2 separate regions of the Homo sapiens genome follow, and region 1 is linked to region 2. Evidence: chromatin loops called from intact Hi-C (ENCODE). Cell type or tissue: heart right ventricle. All regions are shown on one strand.

Region 1 (4,000 bases), 51 kb before region 2:
CTCTGGGACTTTGCATGTCCTGTTTCTTCTGCCTGAAATGATCTCCCTATCTCTGTTGTTCCTTCCTGGACCCCCCAGTCTTTCTAATGCCCACTCAACCTTCAAATCTCAGGCATCTCCTCTGGGGCACCTTTACTGAACCTTTGTGTGCAGGCAAGCAGCTGCTCCTTTTGCACAGACTCTGAAGCCAGACCCTGTGGGTTTGGCTCTCAGCCCTGCTTTTGACTGGTCATGTCATCTCAGATGTATTACTTAACCTGGCAATGCCTCCACTTTCTCATCTGGAAAATGGGGAAATTATTATGTATACCTCACAGGGTTTTCATGAGGATTAAATGAGTTAATCTGTGTAAAGCACTTACGGGACTACCTGGTCCATATTAAATGCCATAACACTGCTAATTTTTGGTTTTGACTTTTAACTTGATGGTTTTGACTTAGCCCTTCCCCCCTATTGCATTAACTGTGAGGACAGAAACCATGCCTGTCTCCCTAAGGCTTTGCACAGGTTCTGGACTATATTAGGAACTAAAATGTTTGTGGAATGAATGAAGAGAGACCTCTAAGGCATTGCTTCTGAGATCTGACTGCGTATAGGAACCACCTGGAATCTTGTTAAAGTGTAGATTCTAATTAGGTAGTCTGAAGTGAGACCTGAGATTCTACATTTCTTTTTTATTTATTTTATTTTTATTTTTTGAGATAGGGTCTTGCTCTGTAGCTCAGGCTGGAGAGCAGTGATGCAATCAAGGCCCACCGCAGCCTTGACTTCCCAGGCTTAAGTGATCTTCCCCCCTCAGCCTCCTAATCCTGAGTAGCTGGGATTACAGGCGTGTGTCACCACACCCAGCTAATTTTTGTATTTTTTGTAGAGACGGGGTTTCGCCACGTTGCCCAGGCTGGTCTTAAACTCCTGGGCTCAACTGATCCTCCCACTTTGTCCTCCAAAAGTATCGGGATTACAGGCATGAGCCACGGCACCCTGCCGAGATTCTACATTTCTAACAAGTTGTCATGCTCCTGCAAGGCTCTCGGGAGCCACTGACTGTTATCTTCCCTTATTTTATGGCTGTCCTATAGAAGACAGATGTTCTGAGCCCAGAGCAATAGAGAATGAGGGCTAGTGGATCAAAGTGCCCAGAGGTAGAATATGAGGCTTAAAAGAACTTAATTCTGACTATTAGTGCTGAGCAGTTACTCAAAGAAGAGGCCTGCTTCAAATTACTGAGTTTCCCCCGATTCAAAGAGGGCTGACCATCTGTCGGGGATTTTGCAGAGGGAATTTCTGCTCTGGGACAGAGGTTAGATGGATGATTCCATTTGACTGTGTGTGTTTTCCCACCGAAGGACCCAGCTGTTCTTTCTGTTTTTGCTTCCTGTGGAAGCCCTATGGTTGGGAGCGTTGGGTCAATAAACAGCTGGGGAGAGCACAGATGCACTGTAGACAAGAAACTCTCTGGAAACTGAATGGGTTCAATCCAATTGGTAAGAGAACATTAGTGGAAAGATGGCATTATTGAATGTTTGAAAAAATGAACAAATAGAAAAAAACAATAGCTTTCTAAGTCAAGGCTTGCCGAATCCGGTCATAATGAGTGGGTAAGATGTCCTGGGGAGACACTACAGCGTGGTGGTTAGGAGCACAGGCTCTGGAGTCAGTCATGGGTTCAAGTCCCTGCCCTGCTCTTACTAGTTATATGACCACAGGCAAGTCATTTAACCTGTCTATGCCTTAGTTTCCCCACCTGGCTGCCATGGTGAATAACACTGTGGAGCTGATAGGCTTGTGTGAGGATGATTTGGTGCATGTGTAACACAGTAAATACCTGCAATACAGCCTCAGCACTCAGTGAAGAGTGGCTATTGTGACTGAATTTGCAATTAGCAGCTTTCGGGACATCTCTTAGGAAGCTCAAACATGGCCTTTGCCATCTTGTAAAACATCGATATGTCCGTTTTAAAAACTCAGCCAGTGGAGTATACAAAGGAATCCATAGCCAGGCAGACTTTAGCCTTCCTGAATTTTTTAGATTTTATTGAGTGGGCCTGGTAACCAGCTATGACAGAGCTTGGGGCTATTAGAAAAGAAGCCATCAGGGCTTTTCTCTCCTCGCACGAGCCTTGATCAGAGCCTCAGTTACTGACGGGTCGTTTGCTCGAGATGGTAATCCTGCCTTCTGTATAGAATTACAAGCCTAGCCAGAGAGGAAGTTGTGTTTATCTTACCCCAAACAGCAGGCATTCCAGTGACTCTTGACAGACAGGAGGAAGTTATTGCCAATCTGCTCTTTCCCAAAAGCTGCCCTTCCCTGCCCCCAACGTGCTCCTTGCATGTTTAGAGAGGTTTCTGCCAGCCAGCCTGCCAAGTGGCATTCTCTCCCGGGCTTTGAGGACAGTTGCATTTGCAGAAGGAATGTCCAGAGGCTACTTCTTTTTCTCTTTTAATAGATTTAGGGGATACAAGTGCAGTTTTGTTACTTGGATGTATTGTGTAGTGGTGAACTTTGGTCTTTTAGTGTACCCATGGCCCCGGTAGTGAACATTGTACCCAATGGGTAATTTTTCAACCCGTACCACCCCCACACCTTTTGGAACCTCCAGTGTTTATTATTCCCCTCTATTATGTCCATGTGTACCCATTGTTTAGCTCCCCCGGTGGCGGCTACTTCTATATTATTGGCCAAGGTGGAGGCATCTCTCCCCAAGGTGAGTGGTCAGCCTGGCTCTTACAGGAGGCAAAAATTGTGCTTATTCTCATTGGCACTGATTTGGGAGAGATAAGTGGAGAGGGGCTATAGGTGTGAAGAAAAGAATACATCTTTTCAAAGAACCCACGTGTTTTCCTTTCCAAAACAATAGCTGGAGGTCAGTGTAGAAAAACTCCAACTTGAGCAGTTGCAATAATTGAGAAAATAAGTTGGGCAATTATTCCTCTAACTGAGATTTAAAAGTTCCTTTCTTCGTCTGGTATTTTTCCGGGTACATTTGAGTTCCAATTTGGGTGCTTCTGAAATGTCTGGATGTTTTGTGCTGCTAAAATTATATGTGTCTAAAAATGTTATCAGTGATGACACTTATATATAAGCTCGCTTGGACTTATGCTAGCAAATTTCTGTGACTAAGGTCCTCTCCTCCCCCTATAACCATTCCCAGAATCGTGGCATTTGAGGTAAAGGTAGGAAATAGAATAACCCAACTTAGGTTTAGCAATCAAGTGAAGGACTATCACTTGAGAACTTTGCTTCGGTCTTGTCGACAAAGAATACGGGGTTTTGTTACCATAGTTTCAGTGAAAAATTTGACCTTAGCTACAATAACATACAGTTAGAAAGAACCAGCTAATCGGTTTTCTAAAATTAGTGTTCTCTAGTACATAAACCAGTAGGAACAGAGTATTTAATTAAATATTATACAAGGATATAAAAGCCCAGGGGAATGCAGTCCCTTGATCTGGGCGGGGGGAGGGAGGAAACCCACAGTGCTCCTTTACTGGTCTCTTGCAAGCTACAAGAACTTTACTTCTTTTAAAAATGTTAGTATTGGTTTTATTTTCAGATCTGTCAGGAATGAATTTATACAGCTTGCTGAGAGAGCAAAATAAAACATTCAGCATTATTTCCAGTTGTCCCCTACAGGGTACAAACTAACAAGGCAAGATGTGAAAATGATGTTGGGCTAGGATTCTGATAAGGACACTTGTTGGTGATCTGCTAGATGACTTTATGTGAAGGAAAATTATTTTCTTTTTTTTTTTTTTAATTTTTTTTTTTTTTTTTTGAGACGGAGTCTTGCTCTGTTGCCCAGGCTGGAGTGCAGTGGCGCAATCTCGGCTCACTCCAAGCTCCGCCTCCTGGGTTCACACCATTCTCCTGCCTCAGCCTCCCGAGTAGCTGGGACTACAGGTGCCTGCCACCACGCCCGGCTAATTTTTTTTTGTATATTTAGTAGAGACGGGGTTTCACTGTGTTAGCCAGGATGGTCTCAATCTCCTGACCTTGTG
Region 2 (4,000 bases):
GGAAGTGGATAGAGAGGATTCATTCTGGAACAGACTAGCAATTGACTGGACAACGTATTCTTTCTAAGCCTCTTAACCCTTTGTATACATCTCTTTATGGCTGTGAAAGTGTCTTACCATCTGTTAGATTTTTTCTGGGAGATGATTAGCTTTCAGAAACCTAAATGACTCAAGGGAAGTGAAAGCAATACTAGACTTTCTAGAAAAATGTATGGAATGTGTTCTCCTTCTTCCAGCTCTGTGCGTGCTTCAGGGAAGCTGCTGCCTCTGCTTTAGTATGTCTGTGCTCTTTGGGCTGGTGGCACGTTGTCTGAGACCTGAAGAAGACAGTGGTGAAATCTAAATCAGAACCCTAGGCAGATTTTCCTTCTTTCTTTCTTTTCACCCACCAGCCTTTACTTTAGCAATCTTCCTCTCCAATATTTATTTAAAATTTTCTCAGCATGTACAAACTCTTGGCATATAGGAGAAGAAGAAGATTTCTAAAAAATCAAGCCATTTCTCCTATAAGGGAGATCTGCTACAACAGGAAATTGGATTTGGACCTTCTTTGGAAGCAAAAAAATACAGCTAAATAAACGTTTAAATGGAAGTGGTCTCATAAATATTTTCAGTTTCAAAAATGGAAATTCATTGTGTCACTTTATGATAATATCCATGTTATATCTGAACTTCATGCTCTAAAACTCTACAAATGTAGACTTGGGAAAAAAAAGTTAGCGTTTTTTCACTAACTTTTTTTTTTCTCACTAATCATAGCATGGACACCCGTTCCAGTTTGTGTTATGTGTTTCACAGGGAATGTTTAGCAGCTTCGTGGGTTTGAAACTTCCTGAAGGTTGTTGCAGGGGCTGGGATGAGTGCGTTACAGGCCTCTCCTTGGCAAAATGTTTTTCCGTTTGTAGTTTCTCAGCATTTTCTCTTCCCCTGTGCAATCCAGGCTAGTGGAATTGAGATACTCACATTTCTATCATCCAGCTGGCTAGTTTTAGGAAAGATACAGCTTGAGCCTGTTCCTCCTTGGCTTTTAGCTTTCACTTGCCTTATTTGGTAAAGCTGCGGGGTTCGTTATTCCTGGAAAGGGCTGTTTCACCAGTTTCAAGGACTATTTCCCACTTCCATCTAGTTCTGCGCTGGGAACTTGAGCTTGGTTGCAGCTCTGGGGTATCTGATTTGAACTGGGGCAGTTGCAGGATGGGGGTACCCTGAAGAATTCTCACCACCCATGGCTGGTGGTGATGTACCCCTCACTAATGAGATGTTTACACATCAGATACATAGTTCAATGTAAACTTCCCTTTGAAACTAGGTACTCACAAAAGATGCTGGCTTTTTTGCTTCGTCCAAGGGCCTGGAATGGGCATGGCTTTCTCGCTTTTCCCAGGGTCTTGGTATTTAGATTGCCTTTTCCCCAATTATCCTTTTCATTTCTGCATTCTTTCTATCTCTTTGGGGGCTTTTTCCTATCCCTTATAAGAAACACATAATTTTGCTCACGTTAAATTTGCACATCCTAAGTTTTAATGAAGCTCACAGTTTATTATTATCTTCAGTACCTCCTCTGATGTTGTTTATAGGGAAACTTATTCTTCTCATGTTCATTATGTATGAAGTCATGTTCTCAGCACCCACCTCACCCCCTTCTTGTCCCCCAAACCAACTGGAATCCAGAATCCTGACAACTTATCCTTCTCTGGTTCCTAAGTAGCATTGTTGTAAAAATAATTAGCCTAAGTTTTAAAGAGATGAGAAGATGTGGCTTATTCCTTGGAGCTTATATTCGTTTTGTGTCTTAGCCTAAAAACGAAGTTTACAGGCCCCCCAGTCCTCAGAAAGATAGTTATATTCTTTCTGATGAAAGGTGGGAACGGGGAAGCGGGGAGGAGAGGAGAGGAGAGGAAGTGAGGTTGATGTAAGTGAATCCTTCTCTCTTTGCCCAGAGAGTTAGTGGGTTTTTTTTTTTTTGTGAAAGGAAGTTGAATTTATTAAGAGTTTGGAGGGAGGGGGCCGAAGGAAACGTTTTTCCCTCCCAGAATGCGGAGGCTGCCACTCAGTGGGAGAATTAGTGAAGCTCCGGAACTCACTTTCATTTTCAAGAACCTGTTGGTGGAGGCTTTTTTTGTCTTTGGCTTTGCTTCTCCCTTCCAGCCCTGCCTGTCACAGAAAGACCCCCGTTCATCTCCCTTGCCCTGCAGTTCATTTCTGGAGTGTAGGTGTGAAGTTAAGGGACTGTCCCCATCATAGGAGATGAAGCAAATGAAGAGACAAAATGAAGCAAATGAAGAGGCAAATACAAGACATCTAGAAATCGACTGGGTGGAGGGAGTAAAGGAGAAAAACAGAAGGGTAGCTTTTGAATGTGAAACACCAGAATGAAAACTGACTTGCCCACTGTCAGAGTGTATTACTGGTCTACCCACGTCAGTGAGAGCTGGTGAGACCCACCCTCCGAGGGTCCTAACTGTGTGCGGCTGTTCCCTGCCCGGGCAGTTGTGTTGTCATCTTGATACTCAGTTCAGTCCTATACTCTTCTGGGTATTTGTTTCCTTTTAGAAAATAGCTAGCAAATTTGTGAAAATTCAAAGCAATATGCTAGGTATGTTATGAACCTATTTGCCTAATGCTGGGCCAAGCATAGAAACCCAACCAATTACCTCTCTATATAGAATATACAGAATGTTTTGATTTAACTGCCTTAAGTCATTCTGCACTAGAGAGTTCTGTCTCTCAGTTGGATTTAGTTACCTGTCCTTATCAGTCCTGGTACACAAAACTCTTTGTCATACTAATTATGATTACTACTACTACTAACATGCACTTTTATTTTTTATCTTATTTATTTATTTTGAGACAGAGTCTCACTCTGTCACCCAGGCTGGAGTGCAGTGGTACGATCCCAGCTCACTGCAAACTCCACCTCCCAGGTTCAAGCAGTTCTCCTGTCTCAGCCTCCCAAGTAGCTAGGATTACAGGTGTGCACCACCACGCCCGGCTAATTTTTGTATTTTTAGTAGAGACGGCATTTCAGCATGTTGGCCAGGCTGGTCTCGAACTCCTGACCTCAAGTGATCTACCTGCCTCAGCCTCCCAAAGTGCTAGGATTACAGGCATGAGCCACCGCACCCAGCCTAACATGCACTTTTTTTTTTAACTGTGTAATTCTTTTTTCTTTTATATTATACTTTAAGTTCTGGGTTACATGTGCAGAACGTGCAGTTTTGTTACATAGGTATTCACGTGCCATGGTGGCTTGCTGCACCCATCAACCTGTTACCTTCATTAGATATTTCTCCTAATGTTACCCCTCCCCTAGCCCCCCAGCCCCCTACAGGCCCCAGCATGTGATGATCCCCTCCTTGTGTCCATGTGTTCTCATTGTTCAATTCCCACTTATGAGTGAGAACATGTAGTGTTTGGTTTTCTGTCCTTGTGATAGTTTGCTGAGAATGATGGTTTCCAGCTTCATCCATATCCCTACAAAGGACATGAACTCATCTTTTTATGGCTGCATAGTATTCCATGGTGTATATGTGCCACATTTTCTTAATCCAGTCTATCACTGATGGACATTTGAGTTGGTTCCAAGTCTTTGCTATTGTGAATAGTGCCGCAATAAACATACATGGTAACATGCACTTTTAATACTTTTGTTGCACCTGTTCTGTTCTGAAAGCTTTACCCGTTTCTACCATACAGCAACACCATGAGGCTGGTGCTAGTCATATCCTTGGTTTACTATTGAGGAAAACTGAGGCTTAGAGGATTAACATGCCCACAGCAACATGGTTAGCTAGAAGTGTTAACCCTGGTAGTCTGACTCTAGAAACGGCCTAACTGCTTTGCTATGCTGCTTCTTACTGCTATTTAAGTCACTGTCTGGCGGCAAGTAGCCTTGAGTGCTTTTTTTTTTTTTTTTTTTTGAGACAAGGTCTTGCTCTGTCACCCAGGCTGGAGTGTAGTGGCACGATCATGGCTCCCTGCAGCTTTGACCTCCCTGGCT

Evidence for each region. Peaks named below come from ENCODE experiments on the same cell type or tissue, not always from the same donor. Only the 100,000 strongest peaks of a DNase experiment are listed, where the experiment ranks them.
Region 1: a loop joins it to region 2, with 2.1 times the contacts of the local background. A loop is called at or near these places in 13 of 110 quality-filtered maps.

What each region holds. Positions count from the first base shown.
Region 1 is chr3:4,531,684-4,535,683 of GRCh38, forward strand. The region is part of intron 4 of ITPR1 (inositol 1,4,5-trisphosphate receptor type 1); the gene reads left to right. Among named protein-coding and RNA genes, the nearest start is that of ITPR1, 40 kb to the left of the region's middle. RefSeq lists an enhancer at 2,122-2,416. In heart right ventricle, no CTCF peak of the experiment used is centred here; a DNase peak (open chromatin) is centred at 2,300; H3K27ac peaks cover 3,645 bases.
Region 2 is chr3:4,582,608-4,586,607 of GRCh38, forward strand. The region is part of intron 4 of ITPR1 (inositol 1,4,5-trisphosphate receptor type 1); the gene reads left to right. It overlaps LOC105376933 (a long non-coding RNA gene), which reads right to left and starts at 1,611. Exons shown (of 2, transcript XR_007095798.1): 1 at 964-1,611; 2 at 1-317. In heart right ventricle, a CTCF peak has its summit at 2,048; DNase peaks (open chromatin) are centred at 1,135 and 2,051; H3K4me3 peaks cover 2,086 bases; H3K27ac peaks cover 2,710 bases.